Regions from separate parts of the Homo sapiens genome. Here regions 2, 3 and 4 are each linked to region 1. A link is a loop called in an ENCODE intact Hi-C map of the cell type or tissue named here. Cell type or tissue: psoas muscle. All regions are shown on one strand. Each heading gives the region's core, and the rest is flanking DNA. Links, peaks and the distances in the headings are about the cores only.

Region 1 (7,824 bases), core at 1,367-6,366:
CAGAATTCACCTGCGTCATTCTGCCCCACCCAGAGGGGCAGCTTTACTTCTCAGGGGACTTGGATCTTCCTTTCTGACTCACAGACCTATTTTTGACTCTGTTGACCTGGCCAAGTCACCCTGCACTGGGGGTGCCCTGCCAGGGCTCCCATGGGGCCACCCACCTTCACGCGGCCTCCTCTTCCTCTTTCTTCCTTCTGTTTTGCTTTTCTTTGCCAAGCCCAAACCCCGCCGCCCACTCTGCTTCCCCCATCCTGCTGTACCTGGGATCCTCTTCCTTTTCCATAAATGGCCACTGAGCTGCGTTTGGTTTGCTGCCCCCCCGACAGATCTCAGACTGAGCCCCTGGGCCCCAGGCGACACCTGAGCTCACTTCCCAGCTGGAGACTGGACACTTCCACAGACAGACCTGCTTCCAGGGCTACTGCCTTTCACGGTGGCAGTTGGCACTGAAAAGCTGCAGCTTTCTCACAGAACAGGCCAGGGACTCAGCTCAGGAGCACCTTGATCTGAGCTCCCTGCTTGGTGGCGAGAGGAGCTGAACGCACACCATATGTGGTGACATTCTTCTGCAGACAGACACCTCTAGCTGTGCCCCCTCTTGCCCCATCCCACAGGAAATGGGGACATCAGACAGACCACGTAACTCTTTTGCCAACTTACACCTGCAAGGGTTTCTTCCCATTGTTAAGAAACCTTGCTGATGTTTAACCTAGACTCAGCAGAAAACACATGGTGGACAGCGGGTGCAGAGGGGGAGGGAAGAGCTTGCAGTTCATACTTTGATAGGTGGCAGCTGTCAGTCTCATCATAGAAGATCAAGGCCTTGCCAGATTGCTGGATCACCCACCTGGGACACAGCTGGGTCATGGTAGGAGGGGTCAGCTTGGGGGTCAACCACCTGGGACACAGCTCAGTTACAGTGAGAGGGGTCAGGCTCAGGGATCTCCCCACCTGGGAACACAGTCAGGCCTTAATAGGAGGGGTCAGGCTCAGGCTGAAAGCACTGGCTTTGGACCCAGACAGGTGGGGTTAGGGGATTGGATGCTGGCTTTGCCACCTGCATGTCATTCCAGGCAAGTTCCTCAAGCCTCGGGTGCACTGTTGATGCTATAGCAGTAATAATATCCGCACGCAGGGCCGTTGTGAGTACCGAAAGCAGTGGTATCCGTAGAGTGCCCAGCACCAAGCTGGGCATATACGGGCTGCTGGCTTTGGGACCATTTGCTCTTTGCCCTGGCACTTGCCACGTGCCCTTGATGACAGTGGTCTGCGGGAGAGTGCTGGAGGCTGGCTCCTGAGAGCAGCGAGCCGCTTGGCAGGACTGGCCCACTCATGTGCCCGCCCTCTTCTGGGTGTGGCCCCCCCATATACCCTGGGAGAATACCCCTGCCCTGGCTAAAGAGGGAGCCCACAAAGAGGGAGGTCACCACCGAACTTCAGTGGGATCCCTACGGACTAGGCCTGTGGCCTTGCTCGTCCAGAAACTAGAATTGGTGCTGGGTGTGGGCCAGGTTTGGGTTACCTAAGAAAGATCCTAAGATCTAGGCCTGATCCTAAGAAAGAATGGCTGCCGCGGTGGCTCACGCCTGTAAGCCCAGCACTTTGGGAGGCCGAGGCAGGTGGATCCCTTGAGGTCAGGAATTTGAGACCAGCCTGGCCGACGTGGTGAAACCCCGTCTCTACTAAAGATAGAAAAATTAGCCGAGCCTGGTAGCGCGCATGCCTGTAGTCCCAGCTGCTCGGGAGGCTAAGGCAGGAGAATCACTTGAACCCTGGAAGCGGAGCTTGCAGTGAGCTGAGATTGCACCACTGCCCTCCAGCCTGGGTGACAAGAGCGAGACTTCGTCTCAAATAAATAAATAAATAAAAACAAGAATTGCCAAGTGCACAGAGTTCTTGTAGCCAGAACCTCCGTGGGAAGCCGTTGCCTCCTTGTCCCTCATGGGCAAGGCCCTTTCCCGGGATTTGTGAGACCACGCTTGTCCTTTTCTGGTCTCAGCTCTCCCCACCCCTGCCCTCCACCTTCCCCATCTCACTCCCTCTTTCCCCAACCCCTTTCACCCTTATATCCGCTCACCCTTCAGGCCGCCTCCTGCCCGGGAGTGTGGGGGGGATCCCCTGCTGTGCATCCTCCTGGCACCTGGATTTGCCAGGCAGGGGACAGTCTGTGGTCTGTGTTTGCCTCCTGTTGGCCCTCCTGGCTAGCATGACGTGCCAGGAGGCCGGGATCCCATCTTGTTGGCCGTGGTATCCCCAGCCTGGTGGAGGAGGAGCCATGGGTGCTTTGGGAAGAGCGACTGAAGTGCTTCCTTCCTGCCTGAGTGGGCTGCTCCCCCTGGGAACCTGTGATGCTGCAGGACGGACTGGCTAAGTGGATGGCTGTTGGAGAATGTTGAGTCTAAAATTTAGGAAGAGGATTTGGCTTTTAGTGGGGAAAATAATGAAAAAGCCTAGAGAAGGCAGGATTACGGGAAGAGCAGAGCAGAGCTCAGTAAGTTTAAGTCAAACATTTCTTTCCCAGTCGCTCTAGGAGCCACCTCCCAGGTACAGAAGGCAGCCACTGCTGCAGAGGGAGGAAGAGAGACTTCCCTCAGCCCCCAGCTTGGGTCCTCCGGGTGTTCTGTTTTTCCTCAGCCACTTCCATCTCTTCCTCTTGCATTCTCAGCTCAGCTTTTCACTCCTGAAAAGATGTAGAGGAGAGGTGGCTGTGGACCAGCCGCTGGGCGCCCCTGATGCATTGCAGCGTGGAGGTGTGGGGGAGGCCTTCTGTCCTGGTGTCCACACAGCCGCAATCTCGCTCTCCTTGTACAGTTATACTGCGTGACACTCCACAGGTGGAAACGTGTCAGTCTCGGATAGCGAAGAGCAGCCTCAGGTTCCCAGGGAGTTAGAACTTCCCTGGGTTGCTTAGTTATGCATTGAATAACCAGCTAGTCAGTTCTTAACTCGCTGCTGCTTCAGCATTGACTGCCTATTTAGAAAACAGGTACTTAGGAAGTTTTAAAGGCTTTCCTAAAACATTTTAGATATTTAGTTTCCAAGATGTGTATTATAGTCAACCTTTAAAGAATGTGTGTCTCCCGTGCAGCATACAAGATGAGGCTGCGTTCCCCCCTTCACCTCTGCATCTGTGTAGTGTGCTGATGGGCACATTTGTTAAATGGAAAGGAAACAATATAAATGTAATTTATGGTTTGACTCAGTTTGTTAAAGCTCACTTTGCAGAGCATTTCCCCGGGGCCGACTGTTGTGTGCGTGTGGGAACCGCGTCCTCTGAGTGCTCAGAGAGGCCTGTTCTTTGGGTAGTGGACGCTCTTTAACGTGTGACCTCCCAGCGCACCCGAGCCAGCATCCTGCCTTTAGTTTCAGAATTGCAGCAGCAGGAAGCCCTCCCGCTAGAGTCAGATGGCCAAGGTCCTCCCTGGAGGAAGCTGGGCCAGTTACCGCAAGTGTTGAGCCCAAAGCCTCCAATTCCCAAAAAAGTGGGACTCTGGACCCAGGTTTCTGAGATCCGGAAGCGGTGTTTGTTAACGTTGGCTCTCACTGTCAGATTTTTGTACTGCCTCCAGCGCGTTCAGTTCTGATTCCAAGAACAAATCAGGTGTTTGTGTTTGCAGAAAGCAGCTAATCCCCAAATTGACAGATACAACGCTGTGTTTTCAGCTTTCGAGACCTAACTCCTTTAGGAAGAAAAGTGACGCTGGCAGCCCCCTGTTGATACTCAGTCCCCAAATGTGTGTCCAGTTGGCCCACCGGAATTTATGTACAATTGTGTTACCAATTTTTTGGTTTCAAATTCTTAATTGTTTGGCTACATCTGGATGAAATTCTCATGTCACAAATTGTGTAGGATGAAATTTTTAAAGTTGAGGTTGTATTAGTGATTATTTATCAGAAATTAGAACAGTTTCCGGGGCTGTGAACTCTGAGGCTAACTTCCTTAAGCGTGCGTTGCAGTGAACGCCATCCTGCTTTTTCCGCAGAGTGCGCGCGCCCCCTGCTGGTCAGTCCTGAAAGACCCGAGCGAAGCGGCTCTGCTTCCGTTTTCAGGTTCGCTTGGCAGAATAGGCAACCCTCTTCACCTGCCTGCGGTATTCATCCGTGCGATCTCAGGCAGTGAAACCAAGTCGGACAGGAACCCCCAGAATTGTCATGCCATCAACAATATTTGGAATATAAAAACCAAAAGTTTTAGATGATCTAAAATTACTGTATTTAAGTGCAGTTTTGAAAACAAGTTTTCAAATCGTTGCTTATGGTAAACAGGTGACAACATTTGGAAAGAATCCACTAGCCATTTGGAAGCCAAAGCACTTGAGTCACAAAGGAGGAGTACAACAGGTAGGATAGAAAGAAACGCAGATGCACTCAATAGTTTGCTTTGGGGGAAGCAGTATTTCTTAAACTCATAGTTCTTGTCTGTTCCTGGAAAATAAAGCAGTGTCTTCAGCGTGGATTCTGCTCAGAACTTTTTCTTTATAAATTTGAGTATTTGTAATTTGGCATGCTGGCAGCAGGAGCTTGAGGTTTCCAGCTGTGAAACTGAGAAACCTTAGTGAATATAAAACAATCAGAAATTGCAAGATGAAGATTTCTTTTATTTCTGCACTGTGGTCCCAGTGGACAGTTGTACAGTTTTTTTTTAAAAAGTGTTTTCCTTCCACATTAAATACACCCATCCGTTTGGTGTATTTGAAACATTTTAAAAACAATTGAAGGGGAGTAGGGAAATGGGAGCGTTGGCATTTTAGGAAGGCCAGGCTGTCTGTAGTCTCTTGCCAGTGTCACTTCTTGAGTGGGGGCGGGGAGGCGTTTGCTGCTCAAGGCAGCCCCGCGCTGCGTTCTTGTCGCCGTGCTCTGGAGCTCTGGTGGTAGCAGCTGGAGCAACAGCAGCCCAGTTGTGCTGCTGTCAGTCAGGTGGGTTTCAGTAAGTTCAGCAGAATTCATCACTTCATGAATCAGCTGCGGCCCCTCCTGGGGAAGGGATCAGCGCTCGTTGTCATTCAGGTGAACTGTCTCCGTGGAGAAAGGACCACAGTGTCCTGAGAAAGCTGATCCAGATTGCCAGCTTGGTTGCCACCGGGAGCCGGAATGGGGAATTCAATAATGGACGTGCCCTTAACTAAAATCCTAGAGCTTAAAAAATAAGCACCGTCATTTCTGTGCTTCCAGGCAGGGATTCCAGCTCTTCACTTTCCCCATCTAAATTTTCTCAGGCTCCTTTTGTTTGGTTGTTAAGGATGTTTACACACCCAAGGAACACAGTTTGGCTTCCATTCAGAAACATAAAAGCAGGTGAAAGGAAGCAATGTGGTTCTGCACATTTCCACAAATAAAATCAAACCAGTGTGGCTCAGCAGTTTTAGTGCCACTTGGCCCTCGAGACTCTCCTTCGAGGCTGGTGACCGAAGAGCCTGCTGCTGGTCGGTTGTGTCTGGGGTCAGGCTGAGGTGATGACGAGAAGACCGAGACTGGGGTGCTGCCCAAGGGCAGCTGGTGCACACACAGGAGAGTGACTAACACCTGTCCACTTCTGTCTCATCTGATGCAAGTGTATTCTGCCAGCACAGCCAGCGAACATCGCATCCCTGGCATGGGCCAGGCACTGTGCTGGTTGCTGGTCACAGGGAGATGAGCCTAAGGTGCCTCCTGCCCTATGACTCTCACTAGTCTCTGGGGAGACCCCCAGGTGAAGGCACAGTCATTGCAGAGGAGCAAGAGGCTGTAGAGGGTGGGATGGGCTTTCCGAACCCACAGGCAGGAGCCAGTCCCATCATCACAGAGCAGGTGGCTTTTGCCTAAGTGGGCTTTGCCCCATCATGAGCCTGGAGGTGGAGGAGGCTGGAGGACAGCTCACCTGGAGGCTGTTGGGAAGCGAGGGCCTGTTTCTCGGGGTTGGCTTGAGGGTGTGTTTCACAGGGCACAGAGCTGGTGAGGTAGGTGGGCTAGGAGCAGGTCATGAAGAGTCTGCACGCCCAACTAAAATCCTAACACGGTTTCCAGAGGCCTGACCAGGTACACTTGCCTTTCTGTAGTTCAGTCTGGAAGATGGGTCACAAAGAAGATAGCGTAGGCAGATAAAATACCGGACCCAAAGTTAAGTTTGAATGTCAAACAGCAAATATGTTTTTAGTGTAAGTCTGTCCCTGCTATTGCATTATCCATTGTTTATCTGAAATTCGTATTTAATTAGGCATCACGTGTCTTATTTGCCAAGTTTGGCCATACTAAAAGGAGATCAGTGTACCGCAGAATATATTTATCTCCCTAATGTGACCCTTGGAGGTTATCAACCCAACCAAGAGCTGCACATTAATTAAATCAAAGATGTAGCCAAAGATATGTCAGCAAAGCAAAGATAAAAGCATTATAAACCTCTATAATACCTGTAAATTGTTAGGTCACGCTTTCTGTCCTATGAAATGGGTATACATGTGCTGGATACATTGACTTTGCAAGAAGCCGATCTTGTAAACTGAGTACAACTAGTATGTCATTCATTTGATCAACTGGAAGCTAGTATTCTAGCTGTAATGAAAGTTGAAATATAACAGTAGTTTTGCTTGTCTTAGAATAAAGAAGCACTTTGTGGGAATGAGTTATATAATTGTCTTCTCTTTAAAAACAACTTTTTAAGAATTTTGAATTGGCTCCCCTTTCCTTGGTAGACTTCCCTGAGCAAGCAGGGGATCAAAGCATTTTGGTTGAAAGAGTGGTGCATATATACATCTTGTAGTATATAAATATTTGAAATTCTATGTAAATTGCGGTATATAAATATTTGAAATTCTATGCAAGGAATTCAGGGCTTGGGAGGAGGCATCCGGAGAGTCTGGTACTTTTGTTGTTTTCTCGTTTTCTTCCTTCTCCACCCTGCTTGCCCCGGCGTGTGGGGAGGTGGGCCGAGGCTGGAGAACACGGCAGAGGGTCGTCCAGCCCCTTCCTCTGGTGACGGCCAGGGCATCGTGCTTGGGCGTAGGCACAGGCCACGTGGACAGAGGCCCCAGGGTTTTCCAGTGGCTGAGTCACAGACCACGGACCCTGCCCCTCTTGGACCCTTGTGCCCTGCACAGCTGGCCGCCTGGGCCTGTGTGGCTGAGGTCAGTGGAGGGGGCAGGATCAGATAGCCCCACTGCTAAGCAGGGATGCCTGCTGGGATACCAGGTGAGCCAGCTGAATGGGCACCTGGCACGTGCTTGAGGAAGTGGGGAGAAGGTTCTTGGCCTCCACTGATCCCCACTGACCCCCGTTATGGGGATGCCCCTGCGGTAGCCCACTCTTGCAGAAGTGCCTTTGACCTATGTCTGGGGAGCCCTGGTGGGAGTTTTCATGGACTGTATGCTCTGGGACCTCTTAATTTCAGTCAGGAAGTTTAAGAAATCTTTTTTTATCTCTCTTATAGACCTATTCAACGAATTGCTTGAAAACTGAACAGGCTTTTCCCCTGCAAAACAAAATCAGACCAGAACTTCTGAAAAAGTTAGTCTCCGTGACCAATAATACTAGGTTGGTGCAAAAGTAATCGCAGTAATCACGGTTTTTGCCATTAATAGTTCTGGCACTTAAGCCTTTGTGGTTTAATCACCGCTCACAGGCACGTTTGCATCAGCCTCGGTCACACAAGTGTGGGGGAGACGCCAGTGTCCTTGGGCACCTACTTCCCCATCCCTGCAAAGCCGACGGATAGAACCTGTGATGGGAAGACTTCTGCTCTGCGCTTCTCATGGGGAGATAGAAAAGCACCCGAGCCTTCATGCCTCGAGCTATGGTATTTTAAAAATAAAATATTATGCTGCCTGACAGCCACTCGGGTGTGTGGTG
Region 2 (7,824 bases), core at 1,343-6,342, 270 kb before region 1:
TGAAAGCTGGAGAATATATATTTGTTTTACTATGTGTATCGCAAATAAAATATCAATTTCATGTGCCAGAGAATTGAATACATTATCAAAGGGTCATTTCATAACGTTATAATCACCATCCATCCTGTAAGTCCTTTGAAATTTCTTCTTTTCTATGGATCTAACATTGATCAATAACGAATTCCTAAGCATCTATATTAGTTAGCCCAGTGTTTCTCAAAGTCCACCGCATGTAAAAATCATCTAGGGAATCTTTCTAAAATGTGGATTCTGATTTAGTAGGTCTGGGGTGAGGTCTTCCCTTTTGCAATTCCAGCAAGTTCCCATGGGATGCTGGTACTGGTTAATGGAAGTCACTTAGAGTAGCAAGGAGCCTGTTTGCCTAGTATTTACAATGAGCACGTTTTGGGTATCATCAAAACAAGAGAATCTAAAAATGTATGGTGTGGGTGGAAGGTTGTGTTACTTGATATTTCAAAAAGATCATTGAAATCAGAAAATCTCAGAGATATGTTGGATTTCATCACATTTATTCTATGGCTTAATGTTGTTTTATTTTGAATATATAATAAGAGAGATACCACAAATCTTTAGCTATTAATATTTAGGGATGTTAATGTCCTTAATTCATATTGTCTCAAATGTGATTCATTCCCTCTATAGGTATACTAAAACAGGCATTCATGCCTACAAAACCATCTTCCTAACTTTCTTTCCTCTTTTTAGTCTCTTCCTGAACCAGTGACAGTGGTTCTCAAACATTTTGGTCTGAGGACCCCTTTATGGCCTTAAAAATGATCGAAGAGCTTTTATTTATGAAGGTAATACCTGCTAATACTTGTTGTAATCTATTAACATTGAGAAATGTAAAAATTTTTATTAATTCACTTAAAATATCAATAAACCCATTATTTGCTAATATAAATTGCACTTTTTAATGAAAAATAACTTTAGTTTCTACTGTGTGCTTCTGCATTTTGAAAATATGTCTAGGATACGGTATGTATTTAGGAGATATTTTCTAAATAAATGCATATTCATTTTTTAAAATGGGACAAATGTAGCATAGACATATTTTTGCTAACAATATCCATATAGTTGCAAATTTCACTTTTAGAATTTGCTTTCAAAAACAGGTTGTTTATTCTTCTTTGTTATGCCTTAGTTAGTAAATCATATATTATAAAACTTCTTCAATGCAATTGGTCTTTGGTCAGCCATTGACATAGGAAGAGTTAGAAAGAGTCCAGGGCTCCTTGGTACTGGCTGTGACTGGATAAGTAGGTTGTGGCTTAGTTTGTGTTTAGGTGTCATAACTAGGCTAGGTTTGGGTCCCAGAAAGTGCTAGCCTTACTGTAGGAGAGGAAGTGGTATTGCTGGGTGTGTCCTCAGGTCAGGAAGTGGGACGAGTGCAGTATGGAAGCCCAGGGGGGTCCTTGTGACTGGAGGAAAGGTGAGGTTTCCAGTAAAGGATTCAGAATTCGGGCATGGTGCAGCATGCCTATAGCCCCAGCTACTCAGGAGGCTGAAGTGGGAGGATCACTTGAGACCAGGAGTTCAAGGTTGCAGTGAGCTGTCATTGCGCCACTGCACCCCAGCCTGGGTGACAGAGTGAGACCTGTCTCAAAAATAAATACATAAAAATAATAATTAAAAAAAAAGGATTCAGAATTCTAGAATACATATTATCTTTCTATCATGCAGATCTGTTCTTAGGATTGTATTTTCCAAATCATGAATAAAATAATTTCCAAAATACTTATTGGGAAATTATATATATGTACTGTATTACTTGGAATAAAAATCAAATAAAAGTCAAACTTCTTAATGTGGCTGTAAAGCCTTGATTATTTAAACCTTGCCTATTTTTCAGTTTAATCTTTCAGCCACACTGGCCCTTGTGTTAATCCTAAAACATGCCATGCTTTTTCCTACATTAAAGCTTAGGGTTTTTGATATTTCTACTGCCTGGATTTCTCTGTTCTCACTCTTCCTCTTGATCACCATGACTTATTTTTCAAGTGTTGGCTTAAATGTCCGTCTCACAGATAGCCCTTATCTAAATAACAGCTTTCCCTCTGGTTCCTAGATAAATTAGGACCTGTTTTTTTCTATAACTTTCTTAAAGTATCCTATTATTTTCCCTGATAAAACCTTGTTGGACTGTTTGTCAGTATATTTATTTGCCTGTTTGTTTGGTGTCAGTTTCTCTTTTTTTCCTGTGTGTTTTGTTTGTTTGTTTTTTTGAGACGCAGTTTCACTCTGTCACCAGGCTGGAGTGCAATGGTGCAATCTCGGCTCACCACAACCTCCACCTCCCAGGTTCAAGCAATTCTTCTGCCTCAGCCTCCCGAGTAGCTGGGATTACAGGCATGTGCCACCATCCTGGCTAATTTTGTATTTTTAGTAGAGACAGGGTTTTTCCATGTTGGTCAGGCTGGTCGCAAACTCCCGACCTCAGGTGATCCGCCTGTCTTGGCCTCCCAAGGTGCTGAGATTACAGGCGTGAACCACCGCACCCGGCCTGTTTGTTTGTTTTCTTATTAGACTATAAACTATATGAGATCAGACCATGTCTCTTTTGTTTATCACTCTGGCCTACCTGCTAACACAGTGCTTACACATAATAGTAGGTGCTCAAGAAATACAGTGTTTGATGGATGAACGTAAAATTGTAAGAGCCTGAACTAGTGTAATATCGAAAATAGGGAGGAAGACATGAATTAGGAAAGCCTTTGAAAAATTAGCATGTTCTGTGATAAAGCTACATCTAGGCAATATTTTTTGATACTTTTAAAAAAAAAACTGTAATAGCTACCCAATATTTAGGAATGATACACATCACACATCTCAGTGAGGTATGTAGCCTTTTGTACTGGTGAAGAGAGCCAGGTGAAGTCTAACTCTAAGGATCTAAACACTCCATTCTAGTAGAGAGCCTGGAGAAGTGCTCTTGCATAAGCTCATCCATGTAAGACCATCCATAACTTAGTGAAATAATTTTCATTGCTGTTTAGTTGCAAAAATCACTCACTGTTTTGCCTCCATAAGATTATCGGTTTTAGTGTTTAATCGTTCACAGCCTTGTCAAAACCAAAATGGCTAGGGAGAGAACTATTTCCCTACATTAAAACTTCGAGCAATGCTCTTCATAGATTTTGTTTTGAATTGTTTAGGCCCATCTCAGAGTTCAAGACACTTAGTCTCTTCTAAGAGAAATCATGGTCACAACAAACAGAGATTAAATAAAGAGCAAGAAATTAGAAGAAACTCAAACCATTCACTTAGATTATTTGTTAGATTTTGGCCTTAAAAAGAGACAAAGTTGCTTGAAACAAGTGATTAAACTGACATTTTTAGATTATTATTTTATTCATACCTTTATTGTGAATAAATTGGCCACATGATAACATTTTATAATGTTAAATAAATATGATATATATAAATCTGTATACCACAACAATTAAATTGGAGGGCGATTTGCCATTTAAATAATTTATCATAGGATTTTTATAAGATCAAGCGCTTAGTGCATATCAAAGAGACAGAAAGTTTTCATTGCAGTTCTGCACGTTCACTGAGTACCTTTTATGTACCAGTTGCATTGTTCTAGAATCTTATCTATCATGTAAAGCTAGGTACACCTGAAATAGTTTAGTTATGGTGGCAAAGTTAGACTGCAGTTATTGGCTGGGAATTTTTTGTATATCTATGTACATCTTCCATAAGAGGGCAGCAAAGGACCAGCATGATTTTTTCCTTATCATGAAGTCATAGCAGAGATTGCCTCATATTGCAAACTTAATAGAAATCTTCTCAGAGTAAGGGCAAACAGAGGGCATGGTTACAAGTTTACTTACTGTCTAGCCTGTCTTTTATATGGTCTGATATGGCTTTTTAGTACATAGATTATCTCACATCACAGTGATAGCCTAGTGATTAAATGTTGATCCTGGGGTCAGTTGTCAGGCTTTAAATCCTGGAACCATAACTTAACTAGCTTCGTGGTCTAGAAAGACTACTCAGTCTTTCTGAGCCTCAGTTTCTTCCTCAATTTTTTATAAAAAGGAGGGCAAGGGATAGTAACAATGCCACTTCACATGGTTTTAATAAACAAAATAAAATTTGTGTCCTGAAGAGGCTAAGAACAGTTAAAAGGTGGAGCTAGAAAAACCACCCTATACTAGCCTTAGGTGTATTGTATTTATTTAAGTTAAACTCTTATTAAAAAGAGTCTCATAAAGGAAAATATAGGTCATTACTTTCTGTAACTACTTAGTATTTTTAGTTAACTAACATATATATCTATGTACTGACCAATTATTTGCTCGTACAATTTATCAAACCAATTAAATATACACTGTTAAATTTATTTCCCTGTCCCCCGAGACAGATCCTGGCTACGTTGCCCAGGCTGGAGTGCAGTGGCGCGATTTTGGCTCACTGCAACCTCTGCCTCCCAGGTTCAGGCAATTCTCCTGCCTCAGCCTCCTGAGTAGCTGGGATTACAGAGGCCTGCCACCATGCCTGGCTAATTTTTGTATTTTTAGTAGAGATGGGATTTCACCATGTTGGCCAGGGTGGTCTCAAACTCCTGACCTCAGGTGATCCAGCCGCCTCGGCCTCCCAGAGTGTTGGGATTACAAGCATGAGCCAGCACGCCTGGCCTGAAAATACATTTTGATGAACAAAAAATTTTTAATTTTTTTTTTTTTTTTTTTCCTGAGACAGAGCTTTGCTCTGTCACCCAGGCTGGAGTGCAATGGCGTGATCTTGCCTCACTGCAACCTATGCCTCCTGGGTTCAAGCAATTCTCCTGCCTCAGCCTCCCGAGTAGCTAGGATTACAGGCATGGGCCACCATGCCCGGCTAATTTTTTGTATTTTTAGTAGAGACGGGATTTCACCATGTTTGCCAGGCTGGTCTCAAACTCCTGACCTTGTGATCCGCCCCCGTGGCCTCCCAAAGTGCTGAGATTGCGGGCGTGAGCCACCACTCCCAGCCAAAAATTTTTTAATTTTAAAAGTCAATGTATATCATTTGTATTTTATAGTTAGTGCTTTTTTTGTATTGTTTAAATTTTTAAAATTCTTCCATTAATCTAAAATATTTTCATGTGTGCTTTCTACTAAGAGAATTTAAGTTTTGTTTTTGACATTATAGTTTTTAATACATTTGGATTTGGATCTTATATCTTGTATGATACAGAACTCTAATTTTCGCCTTTAACTACATGCATAATCATTTTTTCCACCTCCACTTATTGAATAGTTCCTAATTTTCCCATCAATATCATGTGTTTCTTCTGGCATAGCCAAAGTCCCATAAATGTGTGGGTCTGTTGTAGTTTCCTATTTAATTCAGTTAATTTGTCCAATTTGTTTTATTATGCCTTAATTACCACAGCTTCACAGTAAGTCTTTATGTCTGATAGGGCAGCTTCCTCTAGTGTCTTCAGAAATTTCCTGACTTTAAAAAAAATCCTTATTGTTCATGCTTTTTTAAAGAATTAGCTTTACATGATGCAAGAAAAAGATCTGTTGGAATTTTGATTGTAATTTTGTTAAATCTATAGGTCAACTAATTACAATATTGAATCTTCTTATGCACAAACATGGTATATTTCTCCATTTATTCAGGTCTTTATTTAATGTCTCCTAATGTCTTTTTGTAGTTTTTACTTAGAGATCTTACATATTTGTTATTATATTTACTCCTAGGTACTTGGTATTCTCTAAGATTATTGAAAATGCTGTCTTCTTTTTAATTACATTTTCAGGTATTTGTCATTGGTATAAAGAAATGTATTTGACAATAATCTTATATTCACCTTAAATTCTCTTATTTCTAATAAATTGTACTTTTTTTGGTTTTCTACAAAAATGATCATATCTAAAAATAAAGTTAGATTTGTTTATTCTTCTGCATCATTTTGAATTCAGTTTATTATTTCATGTGCTATTAGAACCTTTAATTTAGTATTATTTATTTTTTGATTTGTAAATCGGAATGCTTTTATTATCTTTTCATTTAGGATGATGTTTACTGTAGGTTACTTAGATACGCTCTATGGAAATCTCTTTTATTTTTTCTAAGACCTTTTATTATGAATTTAATGTTGAATTTTATCAAATGCTTTCTCTGCATTTATTAGAATAATTATGATTTTTCTCTATCTGTTATTATAATGGGTCAGATTTATAGATTTTTCTCATACTAAGCCTATCCTTGTATTCCTTGGATAAATCTAACTTGGTAATGTTTACTTTTTTCATAACTTTTAGCTATTAAGTAGATACCAAATTTTCTTTCAAGGTCAAGTTTGATAGTTATAAAAAACTAGTGATACTAAGTCATAGAAAATATACTTTAAAAAACTAGTGATACTAAGTCATAGAAAATATACTTTATTTTATAAAAAGACTTTAACTGTAAAAAGTAAAAAAAAAAAAAAAAAAAAAAAAAAAAAAAAAAAAAACCTGGCCGGGTGCGCTGGCTCACCCCTGTAATCCCAGCACTTTGGGAGGCCGAGGCAGGCAGATCACGAGGTCAGGGGATCGAGACCATCCTGGCTAACACGGCGAAACCCCGTCTTTACTAAAAATACAAAAAATCAGCCGGGCGTGGTGGTGGGCGCCCGTATTCCCAGCTACTCGGGAGGCTGAGGCAGGGGAATGGCGTGAACCCTGGGGGGGCGGAGCTTGCAGTGAGCCAAGATTGCGCCACTGCACTCCAGCCTGGGAGACAGAGCAAGACTCTGCCTCAAAAAAAAAAAAAAAAAAAACCCCTAGAATTTTAATTACTGCCTTTACTTTTAATTCAGTGGTTTTTAGTATATTCACAGAGTTGTGTAACAATCACCATGATCAATTTTAGCATATTTTTATTACTTCAAAAAGCAACTCTGGACTCATGAGCAGTCATTCACTCCCCATCTGCTCCCAACCCCTTTGTTCCCATCCGCCCACCCAGCCCTAGGCAGCCACTAATCTACTTTCTGTCTCTACAGATTTGCCTGTTCTGGACCTTTCATATAAATGCAATCAGGCAAAAGAAAGGAGATTTCAGTGCTCAGTGTTGCCAGGTATCTCTGCCTCCAGTTTTGCACCTTCCTGGAAAGCTCATTTTGTTCAGATTGTCTGCCTGCCTCTATCTATCCTGCCTTCAGTGGATGGCAGAGATTTCATCTCTTTTGTTTGCACAGCCTTGAAAGGTGCTTGATACAGAGATGCTTGGTAAATACTTGCAGAATAAATTATAAAAGTAACACATACTCATAAAAATTTTAAAGTAAAAATATGTATAGTAATAAACACTTGGTGCTTATTACATATCATCCAGTGGGATAAATGCTTGTAAGTATAGTCAGCCTTCTGTTTCCCTGGGTTCCAGATTTGTGGATTCAACCAACTGTGGCTCTAAAATATCTGGGGGGAAAATGGCATCTGTACTGAACATGTACATACTTCTTTTCTTGTCATTCCTTAAACAATACAGTATAACTATTTACATAGCATTTATACTGTATTAGGTATTATAAGTAATCTAGAGATTATTTAAAATATACTGGAGGATGTGCATAGGTTATATGCACATACTATGCCATTTTATATCAGAGATTTGAGCATCCAAGGATTTGGGTATCTGCAAATTTTGGTATTCTTGGGAGGTCCTGGAACCAATCTCTTACAGATACCAAAGGATGGCTGTATTCTCCATTCCTTTTCACCAGCTGAGATCGTACTGTTATCTGCACTTAACAGATTAAGAAATAGGTGTGATGAGTAATTTGTTTAAATTCTGTGGTTGATTGTGTTACTTTTC
Region 3 (7,824 bases), core at 1,184-6,183, 250 kb before region 1:
TTTTCCCATAATTTGAGATGACACCTTTATCATACACTTATATGCCCTGTATATTTGAGTCTATATCTGGACTCCCTTCTGGTATAAAGAAGTGCAGTTGACTTTTGTATAACGACCTTATACCTGTCCACCTTGTTAAACCCTCTTACTATTTCTAATATCATGTCTACAGATTCTGATTTTCTGTTAAAATGGTTAATAATTCTGTCTCTCTCTCTTTTTTTTTTTTTTTGACATGGAATTTTGCTCTTATTGCCCAGGCTGGAGTGCAGTGGTACAGTCTTGGCTCACTGCAACCTCTGCCTCCTGGGCTCAAGTGGTTCTCCTGCCTCAGCCTCCCAAGTAGCTGGGATTACAGGCGCCTGCCACTACACCTGGCTAATTTTTGTATTTTTAGTAGAGATGAGGTTTCACCATGTTGGCCAGTCTGGTCTTGAACTCCTGACCTCAGGTGACCCGCCTGTCTCAGCCTCCCAAAGTGCTAGGATCACAGGCGTGAGCCACCGCGCCTGGCCCTTAACATGGTTAATAATTCTCTGATAAAGATTGTTCTAGTCTTTTTCAATCCTTTCTCATCCTTTTGATTCAACTTATTTTTCTTATGTGCTATTGAAGTCCTTCAAGTCTATGTTGTTTTTTTTTATTTCTAAAAATAAAACCAAGAATACCAGAAAACCCTAAGGCTGAAGTAACTGAAAACCAAACTCAAAAATTGATCTGTAGGGTTATTCAGTTACTCTGTTGGTTAGTCACCAGGTCGTGTAAGTGCAAGTCCTAATCAGGAAAAACCAAGACTTTGTGAATTAGGATGGGGACACTCCAGAGGATTCGGAGACCTCCTTGACTCCATGGAGTACTCTGAACTCAATGCCTTGAGCCTCCTCTGCTTGTCAAAGCCTTTCCTTCCTCTTAATCCTCCCGAGGGTGTTTTCCTCCTGACACCAAATGTGTGATGTCCGTTCTAACACCAGCCATTTCTCCAGTTCTCTAGACATCAACCGGATGTCCAATAATTCAATTAAATTCTGATACTGTCTGCCTGCGTTAGCATCCACCCCTACAAGTTAAAGGCTCAGTCCCACAATACTTCCCTACTTCAGATGTCAGCTGTAAATGGGGTGCCCAGGTGATCCACATTTCTGCCCAGGTGACTACAAATTTGGGGGTTCCCATGGCCCCTTCCCCTCAGTTTCTATAATTTGCTAGAATGCCTCACAGAACTCAGCAAAGCCCTGAAGCACTGATTATTCTCATTTTATTATAAAAGATAACAGCTCAGGCCTGGCACGGTGGCTCACACCTATAGTCTCAGTAACTTGGGAGGTTGAGGTGGGAGTATTAGAGCAGGTAGTTAGACGTGAGCAGGGCAGAAGAGGGTCCTTCCACCACCAGGAATGTTAGGCAACCATCAGGTGATGGTCAGGTGGTTGTTAACTGTCTCTTTAAAATAATAATTGGTTGCAGCCAGTGCTAGGGAAAGGCAGTCTCCCAACAGATAGAAAACACCTGAAACTGGTGACTAGCAGCTTCCCAATATGATCTCAGGAGTTGGGTGAGTGGGCTCAAGCATGTGCACTCAAAGGCAAAATGGCAGAGTTTAACGGGTATATGACCTTCCTCTAGGAACATTCAACTTGTAGGAAAGAACGCCTCAATGTGCATTTGTTCAACTTCAGTAAACACACTGTGCATTGGCCCCCTCCTAAGTGCTGGCAGGCCACCGCACATGCAGAATACCAGCATATGAAACCCCAAGTCAGAGGTCAAACTGGGCACTTGAACTCCTCAAGACTCCTGCTTGGCTATCTTCCAAGTGTACCTTACATTCTTTGATTCCTGCTTTAAAACTTTTTAATAAACTTTCACGCCTGCTCTAAAACTTACCTCCATCTCTCTCTCTGCCTTATGCCCTTCAGTCGAACGAATTCTTTCTCCTAAGGAGGCAAGAATTGAGGTTGCTGCAGACTCGTGGATTTGCCACTGCTAACAGGAGGATTACTTGAGCCCAGGAGTTTGCGTCTCCAGTGAGCTATGATGTTATCACTGCACTCCAGCCTGGGCAACAGAGTAGGACCCTGTCTCAAAAAAAAAAAAAAAAAAAAAAAAAAAAAGATACTGCTGAGGAACTGCCAAATGGAAAAAATGCAGAAGAGAAGATATAGGGAGAGGGGCAGAGAGCTTTTACGCCCTCTGTGGGTGCACCAGCCCTCAGTACCTCCAAGTTTTCAACCCGGAAGCTCTCCAAACCCTGTTCTTTAGGAGTTTTTATGGAGGATTTGTTGTGTGGACTTGGATCGATTAAGTTATTGGCCATTGGTGATTAACTCAACTTTCCGTCCCAAGAGATTGGGAGTGGGGCTAGAAGTTCCAGCCTCTAAAGATGCCTAGGTCTTTTATCAATCCACCCTCATCCTGAGGCCATCCAGGCAACCCCAGGCACCAGTCAGCTCATTATCATACAGAAGATAATCTTATCACACGGGAGATTCCAAGGGTTTTAGAAGCCATGTACCTGGAACTGGCACAAAGACCAAATATGTTTTCTTGTGCTTTACCTCTCTTTTAAAAACATGTAACTCCTTGTTATGGGTTGAATTGTGTCCCCTGCTTCACGAATTTCATATGTTGGAGTCTTGACCCCCAGCACCTCAGAATTGTTGATGAAAAGAGTCAAACTCTGTAAAATATTTGAAGAGATTTATTCTGAGCCAAATATGAGTGACCAATGCCCATGACACAGCCCTCACGAGATCCTGAGAACATGTGCCCAGGGTGGTTGGGGAATAGCCTAGTTTTATACATTTTAGGGAGACATGAGACATCAATCAAATACATGTAAGATATACATTGATTTGGTCTGGAAAGGTGTCACAACTCAAAGATGGAGGGTGAGGGGCAGTTCCAGGTCATAGGTAGATTTTAAAATTTTCTGATAGGCAATTGGTTAAAAGAGTTATCAATAGAATGTCTGGGTTTCGATAGGGGTTGTGGAGACCAACTTTTAAATTATGCAAATGAAGCCTCCAGATAGCATGCCTCAGAGAGAATAGACTAAATGTTTCTTATTAGACATAAGTTCTGTGTTGATGTTAAATGCTGGTTGGCTCTTTCTGAATTCCATAAGTGGGGATGGTATAACGAGCCATGTCTGACCCCCCCATTTCCATCATGGCCTGAACCAGTTTTTCCGGTTAACTTTGGAATGCTCTGGCAGAGAGGAGGAGTCCATTCAGATGGCTGACGGATCTTAAGATTTTATTTTTGGTTTACAGAATATAGCCTTATTTAGGGATAAGGTCTGTAAAGAGGGAATCAAGTTAAAATGAGTTCATTATGTAACTGAGTACTCTCATTTTTCAGTTTATTTTTTAATTATTTTCTCCTCTCCCCTTTCCCCCGGCTTATGCCCCCAAAGCATGCCTGCCTCAGAACCTTCACCCTCTAGGAGGGGTTGCCTTGGAACTCCCACCCACCAGGAGGGCATGTCAAAAGCACGCCCACTTGGCCACTTTTATAACTTCTGCCCAGGAAGGCACCAACTCAGCTACCCAGTAGTTAAGGCACTGGGCCAGCAGGGGGACCCCTCGCCCTTGCTCACTCCTTCCCCGGCCTTGGATAAGTGCCTACTTTCTGCTCTGGGAGCAAAACGTCACATGTAAAGGCAGGACTAACGTTCACGACTCTTCCCCAAGCTAGCTTCGGAAGAAACCGCTTTCTTTATGCCAGACCTCGCTCTTGTTAATTGGACTACGCAGGCAGCAAGCAACTAACCCTCTGTTTGGTGACGGTTATGGATGGGCGCCCTAATCCGGTATGACTGCTGTGCTTATAGAAAGGAGAAACTGTCCAGGCGCGGTGGCTCACGTCTGCAATCCCAGCACTTTGGGAGGCACAGGCAGGCGGATCATGAGGTCAGGAGATAAGACCATCCTGGCCAACATGGTGAAACCCTGTCTCTACTAAAAATACAAAAATTAGCTGGGCGTGGTGGCGCGTGCCTGTAGTCCCAGCTACTCGGGATGCTGAGGCAGGAGAATCGCTTGAACCAGGGAGTCAGAGCTTGCAGTGAGCCAAAATCGCGCCACTGCACTCCAGCCCGGTGACAGAGCGAGACTCCGTCTGAAAAAAAAAAAAAAAAAGGAGAAACTTGTACATGGAGATATGCGTAAATGTACAGGGACACAGGAAGAAAATGGCTTTCTACAAGCCAAGGACAGAGGCCTGAAACGGATCCTTGCCTCACAGCCCCCAGAAAGAGCCCACCCTGCCCCAACACCTTGATCTTTGATTCCCAGCCTTCAGAACTGTGAAACAATACATTTCTGTTGTTTAAGCCACTTGGTTACGGCAGCTATAAGAAATTGATACACTTTTTTTTTTTTTTTTTTTTTTTGAGATGGAGTCTCACTCTGTCAGCCGGGCTCTGGAGTGCAGTGGCACGATCTCGTCTCACTGCAACCTCTGCCTCCCTGGTTCAAGCAATTCTCCTGCCTCAGCCTCCCGAGTAGCTGGGATTACAGGCGCCTGCCACTACCGCCAGCTAATTTTTTGTATTTTTAGTAGAGATGGGGTTTCACCATGTTGGCCAGGCTGGTCTTGAACTCCTGATCTTATGATTCGCCCTCCTTGGCCTCCCAAAGTGCTGGGATTGCAGGAGTGAGCCACTGCGCCTGGCCCTAATACACTTTTTTATATGAGGAAGTTACATTGTAAGAGCAAGTAAATATTCCTCTATACATCCCCAACCACTTCCACTGTATATAGACCAGTAGCTAGAGTTAAATCCCTGTATGCCCCAAGGGAAATTACAGATTTAACACAAGAGAAGGCTTACACATCAAAAGACTTGTAAGACTTTGATAATTTATGTCTTCTCTTCCCTGAGATAATTCTTCCAAAGCTTAGCATTCACTGGCTTTTGTTTATCATGCTCATGTCCACTGCCATTTTTTGATGTACTTAATTCATAGGTCCCTTGTTGGCTCTTTAGTCCTCATTATTCATTTGAAAGCTTCTGGACTACCATAAGGCTATCTATGAGATGTTGGTATAGCGCCCTGAACATCTCTCTTATCTTACTTAGTACACTTGTATGACTTTAACTTGTATTTTCCCCACTAGGCCCTGTTTTGTGTGAGGATTCCCAGTGTCTAGCACAATGCCTGGTACATACCATGTGTTTAATACCTAGTTCTTAAAGGAAGAAGGAAGAGAGGAAGAGGAAGGAAATTCTATCCAATAAATGCTATCTAGGAACAATGTGGATTTATCTTTCTCTTTAGTTACTTAGGAGCTACATTAGTATCCTTAGAACTTGTGCTGGAGAGATTAGTGTTGGCAGTTTATTATTTCGTTACCCTTCGAAACTGCATGGGTAATAACAGACTGTGGATAGTCTCACATGCTGTCTCCAAATACTTTCTCCCTAAAACTAGAGCATATCCTCTTAAACACTGGCCTTGTTCGCCACCACCATGGCCCAGAAGCAGGCCCAATAATCCTGGGGAGTGTTCCTGACTGGAACTCTGGGTCAGAAAGGATAAAGATGACTTAATCTCGCAATCCCACTTTCTACTCGGTTCTGATACTCTTGATGTACACATGTTCCTCTGCTAGGTGCTTTTCATTTTTTTGAGGGCCTTCAGTCTTCTGTTCAAGTGTGCATGGTGCTTCTAAGCCTTCTCACTTAGTTTTGAAATTAGCATTCTACTCAGAATAGATAAATGCTGCCAACTTGCAGTTCTTTTGCTTGGCCCAGATTCCCTTATAGTTTGCAGGTAATTTTCAGGGTCTTCAGTATGAGATTATTTTCATTTCCTAGTTTCAACACAGATGGTTTTCTCTTTACTTTTGGTTCATTTCCGTGCATTTTGGGGAAAGGAGATAGATAAATGTGCACTTTTCAGCTACCTTTCTGGACAATATTAGCATTTCCCCTTTACTTCTGAATATCCTTTGGACTCTCCTATATTGGAAAAAGAGGGTGATTTATGACTATTTTAATGGAAAACAAAAATAAATCTATAGACAAGTTGTTAGATATATTAAGAGTTTAACAAGGTGAATATTATAACAGCTATACCTTCACCCAGCTACCCTTGCTGGGCTCTAACTCGCTGTCTCTTTCTCTTGTTATTGTTGTTGTTTTCCCCCATGGGTGAGTTCTTTATGGCAGTCTCCACCATTTCCTCATAATCATTTTCCTTTTGATTTCTATATTCTGACATCCAGTTCCCATCATACTGCGGCAGCTGATCTCTCAAAATAAATTCATTGATTTTTTTTTTTATAATTGCAGTTACATTTTTTCTCCTTTACTTTCCTTGCACACAGGACTGTATTTGATGCTGTTAATTAACCCTTCTTTAAAACTTTGTTTTTTGTTTACTTCTGTTTCTTTACTGACTGTGTACAGTAATCAGAAAAATCAGAAAAAGACCTGATTTTCTCTAAATCAGGCCTTTTTCCCTCAAGGATCTTTGTGGCCATTTCCCCTGGTTTTCCTTGAGGAGAAAACTATCTCTCTACATCTCCCTCTTAACCCAACTTCCACTCCGCTATTTTAATAGTCTACTGGATGCTACGGTGAACAATTTAAAAGACAGAAGGACTGGGTGACAAACGTGAGGGAATTTGGACTGATGTCTGCATGTCTGGCTTGAGTAACAGTAGGGACAGCAGTGCTGTTTCACATATACAAGGAACATGAGGGAGAAAAGGGCTCAAGAGGATCATTTTGATTACAACAAACAGGAACAATGGAAACCACCTGACACCAGTCCCAAACCACCAGTGACATTAGTCCAACCACTTTAAGAGAGTCTGAACTAGGTAGAAAGGCAAACTGATAGAGGCTCTCGGGAAAGGAGTAACTACTGAGAAGTCAGCAAGAGAAAAAGTAACTTGACAACACTGTTTTCAAACCATTGCAGCTACCTGAAAAGATCCCCTTTCCTGCTCTGGGAGGCTGTTCCATCTTCAGCATCAGCACTTTATCACAGAAGGCCTAAGCAGGGGAGAATGTTGCCACAGAAGCCAAAGAGGGAAAGTCTTAGTGAAGAGTCAAGAAAGAAAAGTCTTGGAGAAATACTTTTCGGTATGGCAGTGAGGAGTGTGGTGGCCTTCTTGAGAGCACTCTCACTGCCTTGGTGATAGGGGTCATTTTGCAGCATGTTGGCTGCAGAGAAGGCAACCTAAAGAAGGCATTCATGAAATGCAGCCTGCTTCTTGAACGAATCTGGATGAAAGGCAGGAGAATGCATGGCAGCTGGAGGAAAGCCAGGATGCAGGAGGGCATTCCTTAGGGCAGTAAAGTGGACGTACATGCGGGGTTAGAGAGCAACCCAGAAGCAGGAAGCATGAGCCAGAGTCCAGGGTGCTTTGGAAAGATTTAGATAGGGGGTAGGGCCCATCCTTCTCTGTCATAGGAAGCAGGATGTAAATGGAGTTTCTCTGGTTGGCTGGAGGTTGAGGAAGTTTGCTTCCTATGGCTTCTATTCTCATCTACTGAAATGTGAGAAGAGGCAGTGGGAATGGAAAAGCTACCATGGGAGTGAGAGGAGAAACTCAAGATAAATGAAGGAATTTCTGCAAGCAGTGTGGAAAGCTGAACTGAGGCTGGAGCCATGCATTTGGGGTGACATCAGATCTTCAGCGGAGTGCTTTTTTTTTTTCCAGCTTCACTTAATAATGTGAATAAAGATGATTTTGGTATAGGAATTTGCAGGATGGCTAATAGTGGAAAACAAAGGAAAATGGGGTAATAATAGAGCCTGCCATTTCAGAGAGTGATCAAAGTGACTCACAGTGAGATCTAGACTAGAG
Region 4 (7,824 bases), core at 1,082-6,081, 190 kb before region 1:
TCAGTAATTGACAAATCTAACAGGCAGAATATCAGTGAGGTCATAGTTGTACTGAGCAGAACCATCAATCAACTGGATGTAATTGACATTGTAGACAATTTATCTAACAACAGCAGAGTAAGCATTCTTCTCAAATTCATGCAGCTCATTCAACAGGATACACCACACTCTGGGCCATAAAACATACCTTAACAAATTTATAAGACTAGAAATCATACAAAGTTTGCTGTAAGACCACAATGAAGTTAAAATTAAAAAAAAGAAACAGATAGTCGGAAAATCCCAAAATCCTTGGAGATTAAACAATACACTTCGAAATAACACATGGGTCAAGGAATAGGTCTCAAGAGAAGCTTAAAAGTGGTTTGAATTAAATAAAAATGCAAATACAACTTTTCAAAATTTGTGGAATGCAGTAAAAACAGTGATGGGGGACATTCATAGCACTGAATGAACATATTAGAAAAAAGATATATCTAAAATCAATAATCTAGTTTCGAATTTACTATTAGAAAAAAGATATACCTAAAATCAATAATCTAGTTCCCAATTTACCTTAGGAAACTAGAAAAAAGAGAAATCCAAAATAAGCAAATGAAAAGAAATAATAATAATAAAATAAAAATTAGAACAGAAATCCAAATAAGCAGACAAAAAGAAATAATAAAAATTAGAACAGAAATCAATGAAATTGAAAGCAGAAAATCAACCCCAAAGTTGATTCTTTGAAAAGATGAATAAACTTGACAAACCTTTAGCCAGACTAAGGAAGACAGTAGAAACAATACTAACACCAGAAAATAAAGATGGGCCATTGTGATGCCATGAACATTAAAGGGATAATAAAGGATTATTATGAACAACTCTACGTCCACACATTTGATAGCCTAGATAAAATGGATCAATTCCTTGTATCAATTCCTCTATCCAGACTCTCAGAAGACACATAGGTAATCTCAATAGAACTAAGTCTGCTAAATTTTAATCAATAAGCTTCCAGCTAGGCATGGTGGCTCACACCTGTAATTACAGCACTTTGGGAGGCTGAGGCAGGAGGATCCCTTGAGTCCAGGAGTTCAAGACCAGCCTGGGCAACATAGTGAGACCCTGTCTCCACACTAACTAAAAAAATTAGCTGGACATGGTGACATGTGCCTGCAGTCCCAGCTACTTGCAAGGCTGAGGTGGGAGGATCGCTTGAGCCTGGGAGTTTGAAGCTATAGTGACCCATGATAGTGCCACTGCACTCAGCCTGGGTGACAGAGTGAAACCCTGTCTCAAAAAAACAAACAAAACAAAACAAAACAAAAACAACTTCCAAAACAGAAAGCAGCAGGCCCAAATAGATTCACAGGTGAATTCTACCAACATGTAAGGAAGAAATTATACCAATTCTCTACAATCTTTTCTAGAATGTAAAAGAAGAGAGAATAATTTCTAACTCATCCTACGAAGCCAGTATTACTCTAATATAAAAACCAAAAACATTACAAGAAAGGAAAACTATAGACTGATATCACTGATGAACGTAGACAGAATAATCCTCAACAAAATATTAGCAAATCAAATCCAGCAGTGTATTATTTCAGGCATGCAAGCCTGGTTCACCATTTGAAGGTCAATTAATGCAATCTATCACATGAACATGCTAAAGAATAAAATATATGATCATATCAATAGATGCAGAAAAAGTATTTGATAAAATTCAAACTCATTCATGACTAAAAAAAAAAAAAAAAAACTCTCCACAAACCAGGAACAAAGGGTAATTTCCTTAATTTTATAAGAAATATTTACCAAAACCCTACAGCTAACCTCATACTAAGAGTGAGAAAGTAGATGCTTTCCTGGTAACATCAGGAATAAGGCAAGGACATCCCCTCTTACACCATTTAGACTCAACATTGTTGCGATGTCCTAGCTTACACAATAAAACAAGAAAAGGAAAGAGACAACACAGTCCCTGGGTGTCTATGGAAAATTGATTCCAGGAACCTGTCTTTCATACCCAAATCCATGGATCCTTAAGTTCCTTATATAAAATGGTGTCGTATTCGCATGTAACCTACATACACCCTCCCACAAACTTTAAATTACCTCTAGATTATACTACCTAAAAATGCTATGAAAAATAGTTGTTATGCTGTATTGTTTTTTAAGTGGTATTTTTAAAATTGTCTTTTCCCAAATAGTTTGATCCATGGTTGGTTGAATTCGTGGATGCAGAACCCACATATATGAAGAGCTGATTGTAAATAGATTGGAAAGGAAGAAACAAAACCATCTTTTTTTTTTGTACATTACATGACTGTCTATGTAGAAAATCCCAAAGGATCAACGGAAGTCCTAAAACTGCTGAACAATTATAGTAAGCCTGCAGGATACAAGATTAATATAAAAATATCCATTGCCTTCCTGCATACCAATAATGAACAATTGGAATTTGAAATTTAAAACAAATTGTCATTTAAATTATTTAGCACCAAAAAGAAAGAAAGATTTAGGTTCAAATCTAACAAACCAAGTACGAGATCTATATGAAGAAAACTACAAAACTCTGTTGAAAGACATCAAAAAAGATCTAAATAAATTGAGAAATAATCCATGTTTGTGACTAGAAAAACTCAACATTGGCAAGATTTCAGTTTTTCCAGACCTGATCTACAGATTCAACACAATCCCAATCAAATCCCAGCAAGTTATATTGTAGATATCAACAAACTGATTCTAGGGTTTATATGGAAAGGCAAAAGACCCAGAATAGTCAACAAAAATATTGAAGGAGAATAATAAAGTCAGAGAAATAATGCTATACAACTTCAAGATTTACTATAAAGTTACAATAATCAAGACAGTGTAATATTGATGAAAGATTAGTGAAATAGATCTATGACATACAAGTGAGATCTCAGAAATAGATCCACATAAATAGAGTCAACTTGTCTTTGACAAAGGACAAAGACAATTCAATGGAGCAAAGATGGTCTTTTCAACTAATGATACTGGATCAACTGGACATCCACATACAAAAAAGACCTTAGACACAGACCTTACACCCTTTCTAAAAATTAACTCAAGATGGATCACAGACCTAAATGTAAAATATAAAACTATCAAACTCTAAAAGATAACATAGGAGGCCAGGCATGGTGGCTCACACCTGTAATTCCAATGCTTTGAGAGGCTGAGGCTGGAGGATCACTTGAGGCCCGGAATTTGAGACCAGCCTGGGCAACATAGTGAGACCTCGTCTCTAGAAAAAATAAAATTAGCCCAATGTGATGGTATGCATCTGTGTCCCAGCTCCTTGGGAGGCTGAGGCAGGAGGATTGCTTGAGCCTGGAAGGTCAAGGCTGCAGTGAACCGAGACTGCACCACTGCACTACAGCCTGAGTAACAGAGTGACAACCTGTCTCAAAAAAGAATTTTTTTTTTGTATAGCTGTACGATGTGTTTGTGTTTTAACAGTCAAAAGTTAAAAAACATAAAAAAGTTTATAAAAAAAAGTTACAGTGAGCTAAGGTTTATTTTTGAAGAAAAAGGATTTATAAATGTAAATTTATAAAAACATGAATTTATTAAAAAAATTTATACATTTAGGCCAGGCGCGATGGCTCATGCCTGTAATGCTTTGGGAGGCTGAGGCCAGTGGATCACCTGAGGTCAGGAGTTCGAGGCCAGCCTGGCCAACATGGCGAAACCCCGTCTCTACTAAAAACACAAACATTAGCTGGGTGTGGTGGCAGGAGCCTGTAATCCCAGCTGCCCCGGAGGCTGAGGCAGGAGAATCGCTGGAACCCAGGAGGCGGAGGCCTCAGTGAGCTGAGATTGAGCCATTGCACTTCAGCCTGGGCAACGGAGCAAGACTCTGTCTCAAAAAAAAAAAAAAAAAAAAAAAACGGGAAAGAAATAAAACAATGTACAGAGTGAATGGGCTATGTGGGCTTGAACTGGAATGATATGCCACTAGACGGCTCCGGACCTGTCCACTGGGGCCACCAGAGGGCAGCGACGGCCTGGGAAGGTGCAACCACCTGCCGCATGTGCTTCCTGCTGTTCCTTGTACCCCCAATTCAGAGCTCAAAACTTGAGTCCTCCCTGAGTTCTGGCCTGAGCTGAGTGACTTGCCTAAGTTTCAGGACAGTGACCCCGGGGGCACCCCTTTTTGGCACTGACTGGCTGAGTTCACGAAAGGCGCCTCTGAAGGGAGTGAGGTGTGACTTCCCTCCGAGTGCCTGGGACAGGACTGACCAGGCAACCAGGCAGCACTGACAAGAGGTGGGGACACCGAGCAGCTCTTTTCCTGGACCTTCCCTCCCGCTCTGTGGACTTCAGGGAGGATGCGCTTCAGAGCTCCTCACGAGTGAGCCACACGTGGAGACAGTGTGGGGGCATCCACCTCCTGGCCCATAGCACCCCACAAAAGATGTTGTTCTAGCCATAGTCTCCTGTATTGTCGCTTGCCTTGATGCTGCACCAATTCACCCCTCAACCGGGGGTACAAGAGATCACACTCTGGGAGACCAGTGGCACAATGTTTAATTTTTAAAAGGGAGCTTCAGCTCCCAGGCTGAGGCAGGTGGATTGCTCGAGGCCAGGAGTTGGAGTCCAACCTGGGCAACACCATGAGATCCCATCTAAAAAAAAAGAGAGAGAACACTTTATCCCTGCCCTTCCTAAGCCCTAATAAATTACTATGTGTGTGTGTGCACAGGTACACATGCTTGTGTGTATATATATGTGGAAAATCCAAAATTTATATGTTAAAATAATTTTGCACGGTGCAGTGGCTCACGCCTGTAATCCCAGCACTTTGGGAGGCCAAGGCGGATGGATCACTTGAGCTCAGGAGCTCTAGACCAGCCTGTGCAACATGGTGAAACCCCGTCTCTACCAAAAATAAAAAAATTAGCCAGGTGTGATGGCGCATGCCTGTGGTCCCAGCTATTCAGGAGGCTGAGGCACAAGAATCACTTGAATCTGAGAGGCAGAGGTTGCAGTGCACTGAGATGGCACCACTGTACTCCAGCCTGGGTGACAGAACGAGACTGCATCTCAAATAATAATAATGTGTTCTTCCTGTCACATGGAATCTTTATACTACAGATAAAACAACTAGGCCGGGTGTGATGGCTCACGCCTGTAATCCCAGCACTTTGGGAGGCCAAGGAGGGTGGATCACTTGAGGTCAGGAGTTCAAGACTAGTCTGGCCAACATGGTAAAACTCCATCTCTACTAAAAATACAAAAATTAGCCAGGCGTGGTGGCACACACCTGTAGTCCCAGCTACTCGGAGGACTCAGGCAGGAAAATTGCTTGAACTTGGGAGGTGGAGGCTGCAATTTATTTTATATAACAACAAAAAGGTGGCACTAACTGGCGTCTGTGCCTCTACAACATAGGTTCTAAATTAACTTGAACATTGGGTAACACAAGCCAATTGACAAAACTTGGCATTCATCAAAACTGTGGATTGAATTATGGTTATATCTTGGAATCCTATTAAATTTAATCATGGTGGCCGGGCATGGTGGCTCACGCCTGTAATCCCAGCACTTTGGGAGGCTGAGGCGGGCGGATCACGAGGTCAAGAGATCGAGACCATCCTGGACAACACAGTGAAACCCTGTCTTTACTAAAAATACAAAAATTAGCTGGGTGTGGTGGCGCGTCCCTATAATCCCAGCTGCTCAGGAGGTTGAGGTATGAGAATCTCCTGAACCCAGGAGGCAGAGGTTGCAGCGAGCCGAGATCGCGCCCCTGCACTCCAGCCTGGTGACAGAGCGAGACTCCGTCTCAAAACAAAAAACAAAAAACAAAAAAATTTAATCATGGTGTACTCCTATAATCTTAGAAAAGTCACTGAATATAAAATAGAGGAAAATTAGGTATGCCTCACTTTAACTGTAGCCTTGCCTAAATTTCCCATAGTCAAAGTAGCCATTGCCCTAAAATATCTCAGATTGCACATAGTTCCTCCAACACAATGAATAATAAATTAAAATAAGTCTTTGGCACTTACAAATTGGCTTGATAAAATACAGCCTACAGGTTCTCAGGGAAAATAGTTAATATGGCCCAATGTAAAAAAACAGGGCCTTCAAGGATTAAAATTTATTATATAAAATCTAATTAATAAAGAGATGATTATTCCCCAGTGCTTCTCCATTTGACAGCCCTGTTCTTAACTTTGCCAGTTCTCTTTTTTTTTTTTTTGAGACGGAGTCTCACTCTGTTGCCCAGGCTGGAGTGCAATGGCGCAATCTCGGCTCACTGAAACCTCCACCTCCCAGGTTCAAGTGATTCTCCCACCTCAGCCTTCTGAGTAGCTGGGATTACAGGCAGGCACCACCATACCTGGCTAATTTTGTATTTTTAGTAGAGACGGGGTTTCATCATGTTAGTCAGGCTGGACTCGAACTCCTGACCTCAGGTGATCCGTCCACCTTGGCCTCCCAAAGTGCTGGGATTACAGGTGTGAACCACTGGCCCAGCCAAACTTTGCCAGTTATTAAACCTAGAAAAAATAAATAACACCTCATGGTGATGACTCCAACCTTAACCCTGAGGTCCCATCCATTAGCCTTCATACACATTACTCAGTTTTATTAAAATAACTGACCTCATCCAATCAACAACCAGGAAATATTTTGATATTATAGATTTGGCTAATATGTTCTGCATACTGCCTCTTTTCACGGCCTCTCAGCCACAGTCTACATTCACCTCTGAAAGGACACGGTACACCACAGGGTACACAGCTTTGCCACCATGCACAGTCTTGGCAGACAGGATCTCAAATACATCTATTTTCACCCAGGAGCACAGGTATGACATTACATTAATGCCTTCCTCTCCCCAGGCTATTCATTTGACACACTCATTAAGGGCATACAAGACCAACACCTAGTCCTTTTGGGGTTCTGGTAGCAACATATTTCATATTTACACATTTTCCTTAATCTCACTGCTGCTGCTACTTACCAAGCAGTCCACCCTAAATGGAGCTTTCACCAAAAGAAGCCTCTAAGATCTGTGAAAATTAAAATCAACAGGCAGTCCTAGTAGTGCCTCCAAGATTCTTTCACTGCAAAGGCTTTGGCAACCTCTTCTCAGCCATCTCCTGTAGTCTCTGGACCACCTACAATAGCCATAAGTTGCCCAGAGGCTTCTGATGCAGGAAACTGCCCCTTTCAGCCTTGTGCTATACTCCATTAAAACAAATGCACAGCTAATGCTAGACGCCTTTTTTTTTTTTTGACAGGGTTTCTCTGTCGTCCAGGCTGGAATGCAGTGGCACCATCACGGTTCACTACAGCCTCAACCTCCTGGGCTTAAGAGATCCTTCCACCACAGCCTCCCCAGTAGCTGGGACTACAGATGTGCACCACCATGCTGGTAGAGACTGGGTTTTACCACATTGCCCAGGCTGGTCTTGAACTCCAGGCTCAAGCAATCCTCCTGCCTTGGCTCCCCAAAGTGCTGGGATTACATGCGTGAGCCACCGCGCCCGGCCTTGGACTGTCTTGGAAACAGAGAGAGGCTCTCATAGACCTTGAACTTGTGACCCTCCATCATAAAAATGATGGTGCTCCATGGAATGTAGCTGCTTTCCATCCCTTATCCAGGATGTCCCCGATAATGGATGAGACAGCTCAGGCAGTCAGCACTGGGTGCCCTGGCCAAAAAATGGCCCCATCTCCACAGACATTGCAAATTCTTGGGCCATTGCCTAGGAGTTGTCCCTTTCAGGGTAAAAAACTCTTGGAATCTCTTGCCTGACGTATTCCCAAAATGTAAATCAAAACCATACTTTTCTGCAT

Evidence for each region. Hi-C counts contacts between places; a loop is a spot of excess contacts. Peaks named below come from ENCODE experiments on the same cell type or tissue, not always from the same donor. Only the 100,000 strongest peaks of a DNase experiment are listed, where the experiment ranks them.
Region 2: a loop joins it to region 1, with 5 times the contacts of the local background. A loop is called at or near these places in 89 of 110 quality-filtered maps.
Region 3: a loop joins it to region 1, with 4 times the contacts of the local background. A loop is called at or near these places in 104 of 110 quality-filtered maps.
Region 4: it touches region 1 in a loop (9-fold over the local background); 78 of 110 quality-filtered maps call a loop at or near these places.

What each region holds. Positions count from the first base shown.
Region 1 is chr6:3,738,743-3,746,566 of GRCh38, reverse strand. The region is part of intron 1 of PXDC1 (PX domain containing 1); the gene reads left to right. Among named protein-coding and RNA genes, the nearest start is that of PXDC1, 9.1 kb to the left of the region's middle. In psoas muscle, for the core only: a CTCF peak has its summit at 3,998 (motif pointing left); DNase peaks (open chromatin) are centred at 3,376 and 3,996; H3K4me3 peaks cover 1,802 bases; H3K27ac peaks cover 4,704 bases.
Region 2 is chr6:4,004,503-4,012,326 of GRCh38, reverse strand. It overlaps LOC124901245 (a long non-coding RNA gene), which reads left to right. Exons shown (of 2, transcript XR_007059415.1): 2 at 727-7,824. Among named protein-coding and RNA genes, the nearest start is that of PRP4K, 13 kb to the left of the region's middle. In psoas muscle, for the core only: a CTCF peak has its summit at 3,736 (motif pointing right); no DNase peak of the experiment used is centred there; H3K27ac peaks cover 787 bases.
Region 3 is chr6:3,986,772-3,994,595 of GRCh38, reverse strand. No RefSeq gene overlaps it. Among named protein-coding and RNA genes, the nearest start is that of PRP4K, 31 kb to the left of the region's middle. RefSeq lists an enhancer at 3,350-3,849. In psoas muscle, for the core only: a CTCF peak has its summit at 3,566 (motif pointing right); a DNase peak (open chromatin) is centred at 3,585; H3K4me3 peaks cover 910 bases; H3K27ac peaks cover 458 bases.
Region 4 is chr6:3,929,459-3,937,282 of GRCh38, reverse strand. No RefSeq gene overlaps it. Among named protein-coding and RNA genes, the nearest start is that of TGILR, 21 kb to the right of the region's middle. RefSeq lists enhancers at 3,670-4,170, 4,171-4,671. In psoas muscle, for the core only: a CTCF peak has its summit at 4,000 (motif pointing right); a DNase peak (open chromatin) is centred at 4,022; H3K27ac peaks cover 559 bases.